Regions from separate parts of the Homo sapiens genome. Here region 1 is linked to region 2. Evidence: chromatin loops called from intact Hi-C (ENCODE). Cell type or tissue: PC-3. All regions are shown on one strand. Each heading gives the region's core, and the rest is flanking DNA. Links, peaks and the distances in the headings are about the cores only.

The links. Peaks named below come from ENCODE experiments on the same cell type or tissue, not always from the same donor. Only the 100,000 strongest peaks of a DNase experiment are listed, where the experiment ranks them.
Region 1: a loop joins it to region 2, with 5 times the contacts of the local background. A loop is called at or near these places in 2 of 110 quality-filtered maps.

Annotation. Positions count from the first base shown.
Region 1 is chr3:105,902,076-105,913,107 of GRCh38, forward strand. No RefSeq gene overlaps it. Among named protein-coding and RNA genes, the nearest start is that of CBLB, 39 kb to the left of the region's middle. In PC-3, for the core only: no CTCF peak of the experiment used is centred there; a DNase peak (open chromatin) is centred at 4,916; H3K27ac peaks cover 3,123 bases.
Region 2 is chr3:106,109,095-106,120,126 of GRCh38, forward strand. No RefSeq gene overlaps it. Among named protein-coding and RNA genes, the nearest start is that of CBLB, 250 kb to the left of the region's middle. In PC-3, for the core only: no CTCF peak of the experiment used is centred there; DNase peaks (open chromatin) are centred at 5,267, 5,927 and 8,577; H3K27ac peaks cover 4,802 bases.

The sequences.
Region 1 (11,032 bases), core at 1,744-9,743, 210 kb before region 2:
AATTTTATCTTATTGTAGAATATATGTTGAAGTGTCAGAACCCAATGTTTCATTTGAAATATTACATGAGATTTGACAGAATAAAAATATGTCCTGGCACTGAGTAAGCAAATGAGAGGGAAGTGAAGGAGATTTGACTGAAATAGTCTATCTTTTTGCTAAGAATTTTTTGTTTTATATTCCACCTCTAGCCTTTTAAAATCCTAGTTTTGATTGCAGAAGCATTTCTCTCTTTTTTTTTTTTTTTTTTTTTTGAGACGGAGTCTTGCTCTGTCGCCCAGGCTGGAGTGCAGTGGCGGGATCTCGGCTCACTGCAAGCTCCGCCTCCCGGGTTCACGCCATTCTCCTGCCTCAGCCTCCCAAGTAGCTGGGACTACAGGCGCCCGCCACTACGCCAGGCTAATTTTTGTATTTTTAGTAGGGGTTTCACATTGTTGGCTAGGTTGATCTCCAACTCCTGACCTCAGGTGATCTGCCCACCTTGGCCTCCTAAAGTGCTGGAATTACAGGGGTGAGCCACTGTGCCCGGCCTCAAGTTTCTTTTTAAGTATCACCACCTCTGGAGACTTCTCATCCTTCTCCTCTGCTGCAGCATTGTCCACAGTATATTGAAGCTCTTTGCTCACTTGTTTCTTTCCTGAAATATCTTGCTTTCTTCAAAGATACCACTGTATCCCTAGTATCTGTTAATAAATAAAGGAATGAATCTACCACAAAGTCTGAGGAAAGAAACAAAGAACAGTGCTATTAAAATTATTAAGTAGGATGCAGATTTTATAATCGTTAATTAAAAAATAACATTCAGTTCATGGTATAAATTCGGGTAATCTGCTGAAAGTTACTGACCTTCTTACGATTATAAGGGAAACCCTCCTTTCCCCCTTTCCATCTTCTGTTTAGTTCATAAAACAAGAACTTAGACTCAAACGATGATTTTGCAAAGAAACCATTAACCTTTTTCTTGCTTCTCACTTGATGTTTTCTTTAGTAGAAAGAGTGATTTATATGACTGGTCTGATAGTGGGAGACTGACTTACATTGATTTACACTTTTTTTTTTCTAATGGCCACCATCAATATGCTCATGCTTATTGACCATAAGTGGCCTTTCCTCTTGAGCTCTGTGTGTAGTTGGAGGTGGGGCAACTAATGAAGAATGTGCCTGCTTTGCAAACCCAACTATCTACATATGTAAGTTCCAGTGCCTGCATATGTGAAGAAACCCATTGTGGTCTCAAGTACAAGAGTGATTTTCTAATCTAGCTGTATCAGATACAAATCAATACTACTATTTTATCTATAGTTAGCCCTTCTATTTCTTTCTTTTTTTGTTTTTTCTTTCTTTTTTTTTTTTTTTTTTTTGAGACAGGGTCTCACTCTGTCGCCCAGGCTGGAATGCAGTGGCAGTGGCGCAATCTCAGCTCACTGTAACCTCCACCTCCTGAGTTCAAGCGATTCTCCCACCTCAACCTCCCGAATAGCTGCGAGTACAGGTGCACCACCATGCCTGGCTAATTTTTTTTATTTTTAGTAGAGACAGGGTTTCACCATATTGGTCAGTCCAGTCTTGAACTCCTGGCCCCGAGTGATCCACCTGCCTCAGCCTCCCAAGTGCTAGGATTACAGGCATCAGCCACCGTGCCCCGCCCCTTCTATTTATTTCTAAACTGGTACAGAATTTGTTGATGTTTGGAGAGACTAGTACTCTCAAACCCAAACAACACTTAATAAACCTCATAAATAAACATATTTATATACGGTGATATGGTTAGGCTTTGTGTCCCCATCCAAATCTCATTTTGAATTGTAATCTCCATAATCCCCATGCATCAAGGGAGAGACCAGGTGGAGGTAATTGAATCATGGGGACAGTTTCCCCCATGCTGTTCTCATGATAGTGAGTGAGTTCTCACGAGATCTGATGGCATTATAAGGGGCTCTTTTCCCCTTTCCTTGGCACATCTCCTTCCTGCCACCTTGTGAAGAAGTGTCTTGCTTCCCCTTCACCTTCTGCCATGATTATAAGTTTCTTGAGGCCTCTGAGGCCATGCTGAACTATAAGTCAGTTAAACCTCTTTCCTTTATAAATTACCGAGTCTCAGGCAGTTCTTTATAGCAGTGTGAAAATTGACTAATACATACGGTAAAACAATCTTTTGGCTACCTAGATGCCAGCTATATTAAATGTTAGAACCGAAATGTAACTAGAGGTTACTTCAGTGATTTGATAGAAGATAGTCCATGGAAATAAGATAATTAGATTCTACTTCTAAGAAATGCATTCAAAACACAGAAATCAGAGCTGGCAAAATTTAGGCCTAACTTGGCTCTCTCACCACCAGACCACTGGAAACCCTTAGACATTCCAGCAAAGTTACTCTCTCTGGTTGACATTGCAGTCAAAACTTGGCTCTGCTTATGTGATGGTTTAGTTGGCTCCTGCATTTTATTGCTAAAGCTGGATTTTACTGAGTTCTTCTTTCTTTGACCTACATGAAAATGTAGCATCCCCTCCTTCTTCCACATAGGACAGAAACCTCCAAATGACCAGGATAGTGGGAAAAGACAGGATAGTATCTCTTCATTTGAATGTTACAGTAGGTAGTCAGACATGAGCAGGGCAGGAGAGCCACCCCCTCCAATACCAACCAAGAATGTCAGGCAACCATCAGGTGATGGTCTGGTGGTTGTTAAGTGTGTTTCTAAAATAGTAATTGGTCACAGCCAGTGCCAGGCAAAGATAGTCTCCCAGTAGATAGAAATCCGATACTGGTGATCAGCAGCTTCTTGATAAGATCTCAAGAGTTGGGCAAGTGAGCTCAAGCATGTGCACTAAGAGGCAAAATCATGGAGTTTAACTGCTATATGACCTTATAGGAACATTTGACTGGTAAGGGAAGAACGCCTCAAGTGAGCATGCGTACAACTCCAGTAAACACAATGCACATGCAGCCCCTCCCAAGTGCTGGCAGGCCACTGTGCATGTAAAATGCCAACGTATAAGACCCCAAGTCAAGGTCAAACCGGACACTTGATCTCTCAAGTGACTCACTTGGCTCTCTTCCAAGTGTACTTTATTTCCTTTCATTCCTATTCAAAAGCCTTTAAATAAACTTTAACAACTGCTGTAAAACTTGCCTCAGTCTCTCTTTGTCTTATGCCCCTTGATTGAATTCTTCCTCCTGAGGAGGCAAGAACTGAGGTTGCTGCAGACGCGTACTAATTCACTGCTGCTAACATACTTTGGTGCTGCATGAATTGGATATGTTCCCTAATGGTAAGAGAACATGATCTTCACTTTTCTGATTTAGAATAAAGATAAAGACATTAACTTTGAGATGATGTATTTACTTTTCCTCTCCATCCTAAGAAAGGGTCATTCCAGAAGTTCGTTCATATTTATTCATTATATGAATAAAATTTTTCCTCTTCAAGAATCCAGAACTTATGACTCATATTTGGGAAAATGCACTGTGGAAGGAGAATATAATCAAGAAATAGGTAAGGCTAAAGTTTCCTGAAAAAAAAAATTGATGAAGATTAGCCAAGAAAAGCTTTAGAACAGGAAGCACTTAGAAGAGACTACCATTGATTTCATTATGGGGAGTGGGGAGAAAGATATGGTTAGAAAGTATGTGGGGAGATGCCCAGGATTGGACTCCTTGTAAGTAACTCAATTCTTATTGTGATTTCCTTTTGGAAACTGTAAATATACTATTTAACATAAAGCCTTAATTTCGCTCCTTTTTTGTTTGGTTATCATCTTAAATTACACCAATGCTTCAAAAAAGAAAAGCACCTATATATACCTGCATATATAGAGAGATGGTCTTGCGGAGGCTAAAGAAATGAGGTGGTAAAGAGTTGGGATGACCTGACTCCACCCCCAGGAAAAAAAACAGCCTCCCATGCAGACAGTGACCATCATCTCAGAAAGAGTGCAACCTCAGCCCTCTCCATTTTGACCCTTAAGCTAGGTGTTGCTTCTCTCTAAAGGATGGGGCATGACACATCCCATGTCTCCCTTATAAAAATATATGCGAGCAAGAAAGCCTAGTGATCACTTTTGAAAAATAAAACTGTAGTAATTTTCTGTTGAAATATTGATTTGAATGAACATGAAAATCTTCTTTTATCTAGAACACAAGCAAAATGCAGTCTTCTTTCACAACTGAGGGAGAGCCAAAGATAATAAAACATGAAATTAGAATCTAGAGCCAAAAAAAAAAAAAACTGATGAATTATTCAGTTCTCACTCCTGCTTTGGAAACTGAGGTTTAAAGAGGTTAAAATCAAGGTCACCCAGTGGATGTGTGACAAGGAGTAGGGATGTGGAAACCAAGGCTTTTGTGTACAATCTGTGTTTCTTACACTCCAACCTGTGCCCATTCTGAGACAGTTTCAGACGGTGATGAAAAAAACCTCTCCATGCCCCAAATCAGCAATCAGAGTCCAAGAATGATCAGTTTTCTAGTCAGCTGTGCTGAATGAGCTCTATGACCTGGATTTCTCCTGCAATATCTTAGTTTTCCCTTGCCCAGTTACTTTTATGACCTATTTAATAAGTCATAAAATTATGTACTAAATTTAAAAAACTATAACTTGTAATACTATATTATAAGGATAATGTCATTGGTAAGGAATCCTAAGTAGACTATTACTTTTTTAATTTCTCAGATATCCATAAGTTCTGCTTGGGGGAACTGGTTTGAACTAGATACAAAGAAATTAGCCATATAACAGTTTATCTCTTTGGCAACCCCATTTTCCTAGTACTTCAAAATGACTCCTGCTTCAGAAATGAACACATATTCAAAGCCAGTGTACAAACTTAATGGTCATCCGGTAATATTGCAAAATATCATCTGACCTGCCCAAATACATATTTTTAGACAGTTCTATAAATGGCTCCTTCCCACGGGATACATATTTCTGTTCCATTTTTTGTGAATGAATATTCCCTGCTCCCACACCCTTCTTTACAGGAAGAGGAAGAAACACTGGAATTACTAAATGGAGCATGACTCTTTTTCCAGACAACAGGCCCAACCATGAGAATTAGAACGTCACTTGGCAGCTGGATCCCTTTTCTGTCCTCAGAGACGATGACACCTCAGGAAAGTGCTTACCTCCACATACTTCCTGAAGCCTTAAAAGGTCAAGAGTACTTATTGAGACACATTTTATTTTCCGCTGTCCAATCTAAAGGCATCACAATGTTTTTCAGAGAGATTTTAATTCTACAAAATGATTCAGTAAAAGACTGGATCTAAAATTTGTCATGTTAAAAACTACTAAAATCAGGTCATGGTACAATAATTTCCTACAGCTTATAATAATTATCATGAAAGTATAAGTCCTGCATTTCTGTTTCTTAAACTATAACGTTTTAAAAATTATTTAATATTGTTTTATCCTAATCATATTCAGATCAAACAAAGGTATAGTTGTTTTTTAACTGGCAAAAATGCAGGAAAAATGTGTAAACTTTTAAACAACCAATATTCAGAGTGAACTTTTAGAAAATGTTAAATTTATCCCTCAAGTAAACTGTTTGTTATTTGCTTATATTCCTTTAGAAATCCACCAGGAAACTCTGTCCATTACTCTGACATGATTGTACCATTAGGACCTCTCCTGGTAATTCTGTTTACCTCGTTTTTCATACTAAAAGCCAAATACTCATTAATAACTCTTCATCAAAGAAGACAGTCATTGTGGAGCACAGAAATTAAATAGGCATCCTAAAGATATTGGGATTCACTTGGAAGGAAAAATATAGAAAGCAAATTCGTGGTTGGTAAATATTGAGAGGCTTTTAACGACTAAGGTCTCATGTACTTCAATGCTAAAAAGCAGAAGCAAGCTGCTGGAAAGCTGGCTGCTGCAAAAATTTTTGAGCTCTTATCACATGACATTCTGAAAGCCTTTGGAAACATTAAAACATAAAAGTCACCACACTACTTCCTTCTGAGAGTTTCTAAATGCCACTGAGAGTTTCTAAAATGCCCTGATACCCTACAGCTCTTCACTCTTGGAATAAAGGATCCAGGATGTTTTAAACGTTACCTGGTTACATTGGCAACAATTATCCTGAGTCTTAAAATACTCCTTACATCAAAACTCACTTCTTAGATTCTATCATGTTCAAAACAAAATATTATAAAATGCATAGAAACTGATTGGATCCTGACAAATAATTATAGTTGGGTGTTTTTTTAATTAAAACTCTGATAATATTTAATTCATTCTTCTTATTTTTATAACTTTTGACATGTATGGATTAATTTTCAGATGTTTTTCCATTTTAAAGCAATAAATAAAATATAATCTAAGAGCTCATTTTTGGAGATATGTGTTATACAAAAGGTAATTTCTATTTTTTATGCAACACAGCATTTTAATTATTTAAAATATTGTAAGTCTGTTGGTAATGAATGGTGCTGTTGTCATTGATACTAGAGACAGTCTTGGAATGTGTGAAACTGGAATTGAAAGTTTAGATAGACTCACATCAGCTACTAAATTTAAGTAATAGATTTTTGTTTTTTTTTGTTTTTTTTTTTTTCTTTTTTTTGAGAAGGAGTCTAGTTCTGTTGCCCAGGCTGGAGTGCAGTGGCACGATCTCGGCTCACTATAACTTCAGCCTCCCAGATTCAAGCTATGCTCCTGCCTTAGCCTCCTGAGTAGCTGGGATTACAGGTACCCGCCACCATGCCCAGCTAATTTTTGTATTTTTCATAGAGATGGGGTTTCTCTGTGTTGGCCAGGCTGGTCTCGAACTCCTGACCTCTTGATCCGCCCTCCTTGGCCTCCCAAAGTGCTGGGATTACAGGCATGAGCCACCGCGCCGGGACTTCGTTGATTTTTTTGTCTGTTAACAACATCACTCAAACAAAGTACATAATTTGTCTTTTTTTCTTATGTAATATTCTATCTTTATTTTTCTTTTTAATTTTTGTGGGTACATAGTAAGGTGTATATATTTATGGGGTACATGGGATGTTTTGATACAGGCATGCAATGTGAAGCACTTCATAGAAAATGGGATATCTATCCCCTCAAGCATTTATCCTTTCAGTTACGAACAATCCAATTATACTCTTTAAGTCATTTTTAAATGTACAGTTAAGTTATTATTCACTGTAGTAACCCTATTATGCTATCAAATTGTACGGCTTACTCATTCTTTCTAACTATGTTTTTGTACCCGTTAACCATCCCCACCTCCCTCCCCAAACCCTGCCCACTACACTTTCCAGCTTCCGGTAAACATTCTTCTATTCTCTATGTACATGAGTTCAATACATAGACAGATTTGTATATTTGGAGCCTGGAAGTTGACATGGATCATATCTGAAGGCTCCAATAGTATCAATGCAGTTGGAATCAAGGTTTTGATTTTTAACTCCCAAAAATAAGTGAGAACATGTCATCTCTCTTTCTGTGCCTGACTTATTTCACATAACATAATGATCTCCAGTTCCGTCCATGTTGTTGCAAATGACTAGATCTCATTCTTTTTTATGACTGAATAGTACTTCATTGTGTATATGTACCACATTTTCTTTATCCATTCATCTGTTTATGGACTCTTAGGCTGCTTCCAAACATAATTTGTCTTTAAAGTCTGATTCTGTTCCTATCAGCCACTATTTGCTTCATAAAGAAATTTTCTTGCTGATAGACCTTTGTTTTACAGAATGAGAAATATCAAAGGTTTTGTCACTGAAATGAATGGTTCAGTTTTTACTTTACCCATATTAGCTCTTGTATCAGTGCATCCCTCTACTTTGCATCTCATGTATAAACTCCTCAAAGAGATTACTTACAACTTGTTTTCAATGTTTCTGACTTTTTCCTCCCTTTATTCTCTATAAAATCATCCATATGTCATCAAAGCACTAGGTAGAGCAAATTTTAAATGAAAAATAAGAATTAGAAGTTCCATCTTGGGTAAGAAGTTGCATAGATAAAGAAGCTAAAGTGGTCTAATAATAAATATTTAGATTACTTGTGTATCCTTGTTATACATTATTTCACTTAAAAGAGAATTTGATGATTGATGATTGATTTTATATTGCCAGATGTTATGACAAGGAGCTTTCCTAGAAGAACTCATAAAAGATCACGTTAATTTATTAAAATTAACTTTAATGATCATTAGAGAAAGTCAAGTAAAGATATCTGTCTCAAAAATGCATAGTGGTAGCTGGGTTTAGAGAAAGATATTCTTAAAGAAGTTTTTAGGTTAATTTTGGTACATCAAAATTGTTCATGGCAGAATTAGTTTACTCATTCATTTTTTAAAAATATATATTTATTGAGAGTCTATTATGCATCTTGCTAAGTGATGGAAAGCTATGGTCCTTGCTCTCAAAAAAGGCATGGTCCAGTGAGAAGATAGGCACAGCAAATGAAGTACAGTGAGTGGTTATGAAAGGGCTTTAAGCTAGATTCAGGATGATGGGAAATTGAAGAGGGCAATCCTTCTGTGGGAAATTTCTTAAATAATGAGCAGAAATTGGTCAGATACAGGTAGGTAGGCATTTGAGATCAGGAATAAAGGCTGAGGGACTTAAAGATAGAGGGGCTTGAAAGAGATGGTATGTAGGGCATTTCACTAATATTGCTAAAGCATAAAGTAGAAGATCAAAAATGGCAGTGAGTTACTAGATTGATGGGGAAAAGCCAGATTCCAGAGGGCTTGGGATGTCATGTTTGGGATGTTGGTCTTTTACTTATGAACAAAGAGGAGACATAGAAGTGTTATAAGCAGTTATAGACATGTGGAGAATGAATTTGAGGGGGTTAGCTTGAAACTAATTAGGATCCTGTTGTAATAATCCATTTTAAAGATACTGTCTATCCAGAATTTGGAAACTTCTAGTAAGAAAGAATAAGACTAGACAGATCTGATAAATGTGTTTTGGTGGTCAAGTCAGCAGGATATTTATTGAATTGGAAAACTTAAAATTCAGGTAGTAAGTAAACATAAATATAGTGTAGGTAACAAAGTAGATGGGAGAGCCCTAACTTGTATAAAAGACTCCAGAAAAGTAGGTTTAGAGAGGAAGAGGATAGGCTGAAGTTGCGACATTTTAATTTTAAAGAAGGTTTTATTTAGGTCATCCAAATGGAGTTATCTGGCAGGCACTGGTATATACAAGGCCAAAACTCAAAGGAGATTTCTAATCAGAAATATAAATATCAGTATTTAAAATAATGAGTGAGCTGAGATCTCCCAGTAAAAGTGTATGGAATGAGATCAGTAGCCCAAGAATATGGTCTTTGAAAGTAGTTTTAGGTGGTCAGAGGAGGAAAGCCCAATAAGAAGACAGAATGGGATTGGCTAGACGTTATAAGAAAATTTAAGCTGGAAAATGAAGTGTCAAAGAAGCCTACTAAGCATTAAAGTTTTATGTGTTTTTGTTTCTAGAAAGCTGGACAGAACAATTATCAATCTTAATTGAAACAGAAAAGTCCAGAAGGAGAAAGAATAGTATCTGCCTATTCATTGGTGATAAGGAAGTCACTAGTATCTTAGTAAGTGATTTTTCCAGAGTTGTAATGGGGAAGAATCCTTATGCCTATGTGTGAGGAATGATTACACAGATGAAAAAATAGAAATAGAAACTAATCTTTTGAGAAGTTTGATGAGAAAGGAAGGAGAAAGATGAGATGGTTCTTAGAAGGAGATATTGCATTAAAGGGAAGTTTGTTTGTTTATAATGGGGAAGAGTTGAGCATATTTGTGGGCTCAGAGGTTACAGCAAATTAAGAGAGAGAGAGAGAAGTTGGAAATACAGAGGTAAGAGGTAAGGTAAGGTAAGACAACTAAGAGCAAGGAATCTTGGAATCAGGAGAGCAAAGATTTGGGGATTGTTTAAAACATGAGGGATTGAGTTCTTAGCTAGGAGAGAAGGAAAAAATCTTGGGTTTATACATAGACAGATTTGTATATTTGGAGCCTGGAAGTTGACATGGATCATATCTGAAGGCTCCAATAGTATCAATGCAGTTGGAATCAAGGTTTTCTGCTGAGAAAGAAGATTGTGGGAATTGATCGGAGAACTTAAGAAGATTGATTGGGATCTGGAATAATCACTGACAGGAATGGAAGAGGTAATTGACCAAGGACAAATAAAAACATTAACTACTGGTACAGAGGAGCCATCTGAGATTTGAAATTGTGTACTAAAGATGACCACAGTTTGATTTGTTTGGTGATTTTCTGCACTTGTGCTCAGAGTCCAGGGTATATGAGCACAGAAGGCATATTTTAGCATTAATGCAGAGGGCAGAAGAGGAAGATGAACGCAAGGAAATTGAGGGTAATCTGAAAGTCATTTAGATAATGAGATATAGATTTGCGGATACAAAAGATAGCAGAGATTGTAGGAGAGGCTTGATAGTCTGAAAGAACATGGAGGGGGAAAAGAAAACTGGAGAATCAAAGTTGTCAAGGACAGATGAAAATAAATATGCAAGGGGCTTTAAAGGAATGTCTTGGCCAGGGATTAAAACTAAAGAAAAATCATTGAACACAACATGGCTATCTAAGGAGTAATTTGAACAAAAGTATAATATTATCTAGCATTTATAGTAATCTTTCTCTCTCTGGGGTGATCTTCTCTCATTAGTCATTTTTCACTTAATTTCTGTTCTAGTGAAAACAAAAAAGTTATTACTTTTAGACAGGTACTGTGTGCTCTTAAGAGTGTTACCAAAGATTATAGAAAGTTTGTGAAGAAAAAATATAAGTTACAGTGCTTGTTGGGAAATTAGATTGAAGGGGCCACTCAAAAACTTGAATAAAGTTTTACTATGTTTTTCTTATTTGTTTAAGTATAGGTTGTTTCACAAAACACTGCTGTACAACTAACTCCATGCTTAACTACAGAAGTTAAGTGGGAGGGGAAAAAAAATAACAGTGCTTAAGTGGAGATGAAGATGTCCATGTTCTGCTTGATGAAACCTTCAGAAGAAATACCAGCACTAGTTCAGTTTGTGTGTGTGTGTGTGTGTGTGTG
Region 2 (11,032 bases), core at 1,476-9,475:
GAAGTGGGAAAATGATAAAAGGAGGGACTCATTAGGAAAACTGCCATGTACTCTTTTTCCTTACAAGGACAGGCATAAGGTATTTGTCAAAATTACAGGACAACTATCTTGGAAATAAATACAAAAAAATTGTTTTCAATGTCATAGGTTATGACAGAAAACAAATTACATGTCTAGGTTGTATTTAACCCCGACCACTTATTCACAGAATTTGCAAATAAGAAATTGAAAGGAGAAAGATCAAGATATCAGGCTTCAGGGATCAGCAAGAATTCTTTGATGGTTATCTCTTCCTGTTTTTAGACTTAACTGCATGAATTTCTCTATGTAAAAATCTTCTGATTGGATTATGAATATTTGACATTGATATTCAAGCACCAGGATTGCCAAGGACTGAATGTTTCTGTCCTCCCTCCCCCCTCACCCCAAATTCATATGTTGGAAACCCTAATCCCTAATGTGATGGGATTTGGAGATAGCTTTTGGGAGGCACTTAGGCCACGATGGTGCAGCCCTCACAGTGGGATTAGTGCCCATATCAGAAGAGATAGGAGATCTCTTTCTCCCTTCCTCCCTTCCTTCCTCTTTTTCTTTCTCTCTCTTTCTTTTTCTCTTTCTTTCTTTCTTTCTTTCTTTCTTTCTTTCTTTCTTTCTTTCTTTCTTTCTTTTTCTTTCTTTCTTCTTTCTTTCTTTCTCTCTCTCTTTCTCTTTCTTTCTTTCTTTCTTTCCCACCTCTCTCTCTCTCTTTCTCTCTGTCTCTCTACCCCTCTATCTCTTTCTGTTTGTCTCTCTCTCCCCACCCACCCATGTGAGAAAACCAGGAAAAGTGATCTCAGGAGATGCCAGATCTGGGAAACTTGATCTTGACTTCATAGCTTCTGGAAAAAAAATAAATGTTGCTGAGCTACTCACAGTATTTTGTTTTTTTTTTGTTTTTTTTTTTTTTTTGATTGTAAAGATATTTTATTTCTTAGAGACTTTCTAAGAAGGTAAAGGCATATAAGTAAATCTTATTAGACCTTCACTGTAAAGGACATATCATATTTATTCATACACATGCTGGAATTATTGGTGCAGACATTTAAATACATTTTCTTTGAGAAAGTCCTTTTTTTTTTTTTTTTTTTTGATGGAGTTTCCCTCTTGTTGCCCAGGCTGGAGTGCAATGGTGCAATCTCAGCTCACAACAACCTCTGCCTCCTGGGTTCAAGCAATTCTCCTGTCTCAGCCTCCCAAGTAGCTGGGATTACAGGCATGCACCACCACGCCCAGCTAATTTTTTTTATTTTTAGTAGAGACGGGGTTTCTCCGTGTTGGTCAGGCTGGTCTTGAACTCCTGATCTCAGGTGATCTGCCCGCCTTGGCCTGCCACAGTGCTGGGATTACAGTCGTGAGCCACCACAGCTGGCCTGGGAAAGTCCATTCTTTTTTTTTTTTTTTTTTTAATTTATTTTTTTATTGATAATTCTTGGGTGTTTCTCACAGAGGGGGATTTGGCAGGGTCATGGGACAATAGTGGAGGGAAGGTCAGCAGATAAACAAGTGAACAAAGGTCTCTGGTTTTCCTAGGCAGAGGACCCTGCGGCCTTCCGCAGTGTTTGTGTCCCTGATTACTTGAGATTAGGGATTGGTGATGACTCTTAACGAGCATGCTGCCTTCAAGCATCTGTTTAACAAAGCACATCTTGCACCGCCCTTAATCCATTTAACCCTGAGTGGACACAGCACATGTTTCAGAGAGCACAGGGTTGGGGGTAAGGTCACAGATCAACAGGATCCCAAGGCAGAGGAATTTTTCTTAGTGCAGAACAAAATGAAAAGTCTCCCATGTCTACTTCTTTCTACACAGACACGGCAACCATCCGATTTCTCAATCTTTTCCCCACCTTTCCCGCCTTTCTATTCCACAAAACCGCCATTGTCATCCTGGCCCGTTCTCAATGAGCTGTTGGGCACACCTCCCAGACGGGGTGGTGGCCGGGCAGAGGGGCTCCTCACTTCCCAGTAGGGGCGGCCGGGCAGAGGCGCCCCTCACCTCCCGGACGGGCGGCTGGCGGGCAGGGGGGCTGACCCCCCCACCTCCCTCCCGGACGGGGCGGCTGGCCGGGCAGGGGGGCTGACCCCCCCACCTCCCTCCCGGACGGGCGGCTGGCCGGGCGGGGGGCCGACCCCCCCACCTCCCTCCCGGACGGGCGGCTGGCCGGGCAGAGGGGCTCCTCACTTCCCAGTAGGGGCGGCCGGGCAGAGGCGCCCTCACCTCCCGGACAGGCGGCTGGCTGGGTGGGGGGGCTGACCCCCCCCCACCTCCCTCCCGGATGGGGCGGCTGGCGGGCGGGGGGCGACCCCCCCACCTCCCTCCCGGACGGGGCGGCTGGCGGGCAGAGGGGCTCCTCACTTCCCAGTAGGGGCGGCCGGGCAGAGGCGCCCCTCACCTCACAGACGGGGCGGCTGGCCGGGCGGAGGGCTGATCCCCCCACCTCCTCCCGGACAGGGCGGCTGGCCGGGCGGGGCTGACCCCCCCACCTCCCTCCCGGACGGGGCGGCTGGCCGGGCAGAGGGGCTCCTCACTTCCCAGTAGGGGCGGCTGGGCAGAGGCGCCCCTCACCTCCCAGACGGGGCGGCTGGCGGGCGGAGGGCTGCCCCCCCACCTCCTCCGGACGGGGCGGCTGGCCAGGCGGGGGCTGCCCCCCTACCTCCTACGGACGGGCGGCTGGCCGGGTGGGGATGCCCCCCCATCTCCTCCGACGGGGTGCTGGCGGGCTGAGGGCTCCTCACTTCCAGTAGGGCGGCCGGGAGAGGGCCCCTCACCTCCGGACGGGGCGGCTGGCCGGGCGGGGCTGCCCCCCCACCTCCTCCCGGATGGCACGGCTGGCCAGGCGGGGGCTGACCCCCCCACCTCCTCCCGGATGGCACGGCTGGCCGGGCGGGGGGCTGACCCCCCACCTCCCTCCCGGATGGGGCGGCTGGCCGGACGGGGGCTGCCCCCCCCACCTCCCTCCCGGACGGGGTGGCTGCCGGGCGGAGACGCTCCTCACTTCCCAGATGGGGTGGCTGCCGGGCGGAGAGGCTCCTCACTTCTCAGACGGGGCAGCTGCCGGGCGGAGGGGCTCCTCACTTCTCAGACGGGGTGGTTGCCAGGCAGAGGGTCTCCTCACTTCTCAGACGGGGCAGCCGGCAGAAACGCTCCTCACCTCCCAGACGGGGTCTCGGCCGGGCAGAGGCGCTCCTCACATCCCAGATGGGGCGGCGGGGCAGAGGCGCTCCCCACATCTCAGACGATGGGCGGCCGGGCAGAGACGCTCCTCACTTCCTAGATGTGATGGCGGCTGGGAAGAGGCGCTCCTCGCTTCCTAGATGGGATGGCGGCCGGGCGGAGACGCTCCTCACTTTCCAGACTGGGCAGCCAGGCAGAGGGGCTCCTCACATCCCAGACGATGGGCGGCCAGGCAGAGACACTCCTCACTTCCCAGACGGGGTGGCAGCCGGGCAGAGGCTGCAATCTCGGCACTTTGGGAGGCCAAGGCAGGCGGCTGCTCCTTGCCCTCGGGCCCCGCGGGGCCCGTCCGCTCCTCCAGCCGCTGCCTCCCCGGCGGCGCTCGCCGGCGCGGCGGCAAAGACTGAGACAGCTCCGCTGCCCGCTGAACTCCATCCTCCCGGCGGTCGGGCGGCGGCGGCTGCCAGTATTTTGTTATAGCAGCTAAAATTAAAACAATGGTATTACTTTTGAGTTTCTTCTACTGAAATTTATTGAACTTTATCAAAGTTAGAAAGTATTGTTAGATGTGAATTAATGGGCAGCTTGCAATGTCTTTCATGTCCCATTCAAGAACTCTACACTATGCTTTAAAATTTTATATTTGCAAATATAAATGTAAATATCCTTATGAAACACCTATTAGCTCTAAGGAGGAGGATACACAGGAGGCTGTCAGATGGCTCTGACACAATGAACCCTTAGAACAGGACAGAAAACCTTTGTGCCCCAGACATCCTCCCTGGCTAAGAGCAAGTTAAATACTCAAAGCAATTGACCACATTTTGAGTTTTCCCTGCCCCTAAACAACAGTTGGCTTGGTCTTGCCTTTATATGAATCGAACTCAGGTGTTCTCTACTGCCAACTTTGATTCTCATTTTTGGACCTTCTAGGATTTGTATTCATAGGTGGTCCTTTCTATTTGCAGACCTTGGGTTTATAGAATTGATTGTTGTTTGACTTTTTTACCTTACCTCTGGAAAAAAAATTTTGCCATCCCAATAACTCAATCTTCTCCACTTTTCTTTGCCACTTTGTGCCCAGTCCTATAATTCTTAATCACTCTCAAAAACCCTAAGGAAAGAGACACCCCATTATGGAAGAGAAGTTTATGTGAATGATGATTTTAATTACTGTACATTTGTTTGAAAATTGCCAACTGAGAAGAAGCTAGAGAAAAAGCCAGAAACCTGCTTGACACTATTAATTATTTTGAGTGTCTGAATAAAGTCTTAGAAAGCATATTGATCAGATTCCCAGATGGTTCAGTTCTAGGTGGTCTGACTGACAAGAAAGGTGATAAAATAAATATTCATCCTTGAGTAATGATAGACAGGCTATTTTATTTTCTTGCCTGGATTTTCAACATATCTGCTTACATTAGTTTTTAACAGGAGAATTCATTTTAAAAAATGCAAATTTTTATCAGTATAGGTTGAAATACTGGACTGAATACAAAAAGATTCTATCCAGAAGAATGACACAAAAATACACATTTGTGTTTTGTTTTTTAAAATTTGCTAAAAATACAAAATGGTGAGGACATGGCTTGTCAGCTAGAAGGGACTGAGCTTAACAGCTGTCAGTATGTCGAAAAAATCTGGATTCTGTAGACATGAGCTGACTTAAAAACAACAGAACATTAATAATCATAGACTGAATTAATAGAATTGTGGTATCCAGATAAAAGAAGTTAAAAGACTGTTAATCAAAGAAGACTCTCAAATATTTCTCTGCCAAGGCATACTTAAATATGAACATGAATATAGTCTGAATTTCACTCAATATAAGATAAATTAAAATTAGGGTTATATTAAAATATATTCTCTTTTGAAATGACCAAGATTAAAGAGTCTGATGTCATAATGTATCAGTGAGGAAATGGGTGAAATATATATTTTTGATAGTTGTTTACATTTCTAACAGTTTGGAGGATAACAATTTGGCATCTATCAAGTTTGTAAATATGCCTACTCATTGTGGTCAACTGTGCTGGGAAATATTTTAAATATTTGCTTCCATCCCTATGGGGAGATAAGGATATATCCATACCCAATTGATTTGAGCCTTGACCACATGCCTTTCTTTGTGAATAGAAGCAACATGTATTATTATTTCCAAGGAGAAACTTTAAGTACCCTCACACAGTTAGTCACGTTCTCTTTTCCTTCTACCAAAAACCTAGCATGTCCTAGAGGATTACTCCTTTAATCCAAGCCAAAGTAGCCTGCAATAGACATGTAACATGAGTGAGAGAGCAATCTTTAATGTTATAAGCTACCAAGAGTTTGACATCATTTGTTATTATGGAATAGTTTAGTGTAATCTGGTTGATGTAAGCTATAGCATTTAACTCAGTGGTTCTACTTGTTTAAATTTATCCTGTAGCTATACTCAGGACTATATAAAATGGTATACATACATGGATATCTGTTACTATATTATATGTAATAATAAACTATTACAACCACCCTAAATGCTCATCAGTATGGAAGTGGCCAAATAAAATATAATGCAGTCATATAAAAATATTCTGAAGTTGCAAAAATATTATGCAGTTTCTTTCTATTCACAAAGAAAGTCATGTGGTTAAGGCTGACATCAATGGGGTGTGGATATATAATTATCTCCCCATAGGGATGGAAGCAAATATTTAAAATATTTCTCAGCACAGTTGACCACAATGAGTAGGCATATTTATGAATTTGATAGAGGCCAAATTGTCCTCCCCAAAACTGTTAGAAATGTAAACAACTATCAATTTTATGTATTAATATGGGTTGATCTCAAACATGTATTTACAGTTATGTAAATAAGAAGGCAAATATAAAATATTTATGTGTTTATACATAGACTTTCTCTGAAATGAGATAGGAACTTGACTCTGTGTAAGAGAAATGGATGACCAATAAGTAAGTTTGAAAGGGTGTTTTTTTAATTGTGTACCCTTTTGTACCTTTGGAATTTTGAATGTATATGAATTTACGTTACATATTTAAAAGAAAAACAAAATGTTAATTACCAAAAGAAGATATAACATTTGATTAGACCATATATGAATTTTGGAGTTCTTCACTCTCTAATAATTTTAGATTGATTTTATAATCAATCCTGCCTCTATCACTTTGCTGAATATATCACTTGTCCATTCTACCTACTAAATAACTCTAACCATTTCTTATGTTCAATCTCACTATATAGCTTTTTTTCCCAGTGTAGCCCACTTGGATTTTTATGCCTTCTCTGAATTACAGTAAACACAGTTGGTGCCCTGCCTAGAACTACTTACTGAGTTGGTGTGCCCATATTGCAGCTACTGTAAGTGTTGCAATGATTAACATCTGAATTCTTCTCTGGAGAATTGTCCTTGGCCAATGGGAAATCTTTTACCCTGAAATGTCTGGGAAGTTATGGAACTGCCCGGAGGACGCTTATAGCTAGAGCTAACTGAATCAAGGGTAAACAATCTTGTGCATCAAGATGGAACAACTTTGTGGTGCCATTTGCACTCCAGAGCTCCCAATGAGATCATGACTGAAAATCAAATATTTGTTCAGTTTATTCTTCCCCATGATCCTGATTTCTTTATTTCCTCACAGATTTCCCCAATTGTGTTCATCTTGTCAGCCCACGGGACACTGTATTTACCAACTTAGTACACTGCGTGTGTGTGTGTGTGTGTGTGTGTGTGTGTGTGTGCGTGTCTATGTCTGTGTGTGTAGTGGGCCAACATTATTGTCAGTTGTGGTCAGTAGTGGCTCTCCTTTGTAAGTTGGGCTTTTTATCACAGATCTAAGATTCTTAGCAATGAGAATGATGGAATCCTAGACTAGCAGAGGCCAAGTAACAGTACTTAACTTTGAAAAGTCATATTGTATTTACTCATATTTTTGTTTACCATGCACTTTCTTTCTTCTTCATGCTCCAAATTTCTTTCCTTTATTGTTTCTATTCTGTTTAGGAAATTTCCTTCAGCCATTCTTTTAGTGCAGGTCTGCTGGCCACAAGTTCCTCAGTTTTCCTTCATCCTAGAGGTTTCCTCTTTATTCCTAAAGGATATTTTCACGGGATAAAGAATTCTGGGATGACTTTTTTTTTCTTTCAACACTTGAAAAATATTGTGACACTTCCCTCTGACCTCCAAGGTTTCTGATGAGAAACCTGATATTCAAATTAGTTTTCCCTTTCCCTTTTAGATATGGTGATGGTTTTTCTGTACGCTTTTACAGATTTTTTGTTCGTTTGTTTGTTTCTTTGTTTTTGAGACAGAGTCTCGCCCTATCGTCCAGGCTGGAGTGCAGTGGCACGATCTCTTCTCACTGCAACCTCCACCTCCCAGCTTCAAGTGATTCTCCTGCTTCAGCCTCACAAGTAGCTGGGATTACAGGCATGCACCACCAGACCCAGTTAATTTGTGTATTTTTAGTAGAGATGGGGTTTCACCATGTTAGCCAGTCTGGTATCAAGCTCCTGACCTCAAGTGATCAGCCCGTGTTGGCTTTCCAAAGTGCTGGTGAAATGGGAAAATTTCCCTTATTCCCCTCACAGGGCATGCAATGGGAGTGTGGCTCACTTCTTTGGTGCCCCACTGCTCAAACACCTAGGGGGAACATGCAGATGGGCAGGTTTGTGTGGCTCCAACCCCACACCAGCATCTATTGTTGAGTGTTTACAGTTCCTGAAGCCCTAGTGTGTGTGTGTTACAGTGTGCTCTTTTAGCTTAGCCATCTGCAGGTGGCTTGTGTTAATCAGCTCAATGAGACCCTCTGCCTTGTCACAAGGACAGAGGGCTTTCTGTATCCTGGGTTCCTGCCTTGGTGTACTAGAAAAATCAGATTACACATGGGCTTGGAGAATGAGTGTAAGGTTTTATTGAGTGGAGGTAGCTGTCAGCAGATGGATGGGGAGCCAGAAGGGGAGGCAGTGGGAAAGTGGTCTTCCCCTGGAGTCTGGCTGCCCCTAACCGGCTTCCTCGTTGTCCCACGGTAGATGGCCTGCTGGCATCTGTTGGTGTCTGACTGTATGCTCTACCACTCCTCTACTCCTCTCAACGTTCACCGCCTATGTGCTCTTTTGCTGGTGTGTTCCTCTTGATGTCCAGACAATTGTGTGCATGCCCGCTAGGGTCTCAGGATTTTTATAGGCACAGAATGGGAGGCGTGGCAGGCCAGAGTGGTCTTGGAAAATGCAATTTTGGGTGTGGAAACAGGAGTGCCTATCCTCACCTAGATTCTTGGGTATAGGCTGGAGGGTGGAGCCCTCACCAGGGACCACACCCTTTTCTACTCAGCACTTCCCTGCCCCCATCCTGTATGACTGGGATTACAGGCATGAGCCCAGTCCTGTTTTTCGTGTTTTATTTTAGTTTTCAGAAGCTTGGTAATGATGTGTCTTGGCATAGATATCTGTGGGGTTATCATAGTTGGTGTTTGCTTAACGTCTTGAATCTATAGGTGTATGTCTCATCAAATTTGGGAAGTTTTCAATATTTATTATTTTGTTTGTTTTATTTTGATTTTTTGAGGTAGGGTCTACTCCGTATCCCAGACTGTAGTGCAGTGGCATAATCACAGCTCACTGCAACCTCAAACTCCTGAGCTCAAGCAATCCTCTGACCTCAGCCTCTTGAGTAGCTGGGACTACAGATGCATGCCACCATATCCAACTAATTTTTTGTTTCTGTTTTTGTAGAGATGGGGTCTCACTATATTTCTCAGGTTTGTCTCAAACTCCTGGGCTCAAGCAACCTTCTCGCCTTGGCCTCTGGTATTACAGGCATGAGCCACCATGCCAGGTCCATTATTTCTTTAAATATTTTTTCAGCCCCACATTTTCTCCCCTCTCTTTTCAATTTTTCAGATGACACAAATGTTAATTCATGTATTATAATCCTATATGTCATTGAGGCATTTTTTGTTTGGTTGGTTGGTTTGGCTTGTTTTCTTTCGGTCTATTTTCTCGCTATTCTTCTATATTCCAGTTCACTGACTGTTTTTTTCTGCCCCTCTATCCTGCTACTGAGCCTATCCACCAAGTATTTTATTTTTTGTGTTGTATTTTTCAGTTCTAAAATTTCCATTTTGTTCTTCTTTATTTTTTCTTTGTCTTTGTTGAGGCTTTCAATTTCTTTGCTGATAATTTCTAGTTTTCAGTTTATTTCAAACATGTTCATCATTGCTTTTAAAACAAACATGTTGTGACTGCTTCAAAATCTTTGTCAAATAATTCTAACATCTCTGTTATCTTGATGCTAGCATGTTCATTCTGGCTTTTAATATGAGTTATTTTTTATCAAAATGTGCACTTTTAAAATGTTAAGACACAGAATCTCATTTTAACCTTCTGCTGTCACTGGATTTCTCCAATAGCACTCCAGAGTCTGTCTCTTTACTACCGAGTGGAAGTAAAAGTCCAGGTTCCCTACTCAAGTCTCCACTGCCACCTGAGATGGGGAAACCCTCTTTACTACTAGGTGGATATGGGAGTTTCAGCCCCCCGCTTGTATATTTTCCAGTGACACCATGCATCATGTACAGGTGTCCTTGTTACTAACAGGTGATGTTGAAAGTCCTGACTGTCCCCTGGACCTCCTCTACTAATACCCAAGGGAGGAATGGGAGAAGCACCTCATTGCTGCTGCACTGGGGTGGAAGCCCAGGCTTACCATGTGTTCTCCATTGACACTGGGATGGGAGCTGGGCTCACTAATACTGACGGGGGTCATGAAGGTCTCATCTCTCTACTTGGTCTTCTCTGATACCACTCTGTTGGGGCTGTGGGCACACCTTTTTATAGGCAGGAGAGAATGGAGTCAGAATTACCCATTTAGACTTTGCTGACATGGAGGATAGGACCAGTTTTTTTTTCTGTGTTATTTGACTAGGATAGAGCAGTTATTGTCTGAGAAATTGTCCATATTTCTTGTGTGCCCCAAGGTTTTTAGTACTCTTAGTGGGAGGAATAGGGAAATGTTCATCTATTTCCTCTTCCTGGAAGCAGTCTCAAGACTTGAAAGACAAAAACAAAAACAAACAAACAAAAAAATGGAAACAATTCTTCACTGATTTAGGACTCATGCTCCCCCATTCAGTCAAATCCAAATTCTATATTGTATTTCATTCTAGAAACAGAAATCTCCCCACTCCTTTTCATTCCTAAAGGTTTAAAAATAAATCCTCTAGGCTTTTTCCATCCCTCAAGCTGATTTTTCTTACTCTGACATTAATAAATGCTTTCATCAAATGGCACTTGATCAGATGGTTTGTGTGACCTGATAGGGTGACACAGAACCTCTTTTCAAACTGACAGAGTATTCAAAGGCTTTACTCTTTCCAGAAGTAAAGCTGCTTTGTAAATGCCAGATTCTTTTAAAATTGTGTTCCTTGCAACTGCATGTATTATTCATCTGACTGAAGTATCCCACACTGTCAAGGGGGAAAATTGCAAGAAATCCATCTTTGAGCTTTCCTTTGATGCTGTGAGAAGATTCAGAATGAGTGGACTGGAAGATGATTGTATTTTTCCTTTACCTTTTGGTTAAACTGATGATATCTGCCGCATGCTTTATATCACCATGTGACATGTCTCCCAGGAGGATGACCCTGAGAGTTTGAGTCACCCAAGAAAAAAGAAGTAAGTCATGAGATCCAAGTGTCACTGAGGAGTTACCCATGCTGACAAACAGCTACACACATTTCTGTAGCTCTGCCCATAATGCTTTTTGAATGGGGCACCAAGCAACTTACTTGATAAAGTAGTAATAGCAGCAGACGCTGCAA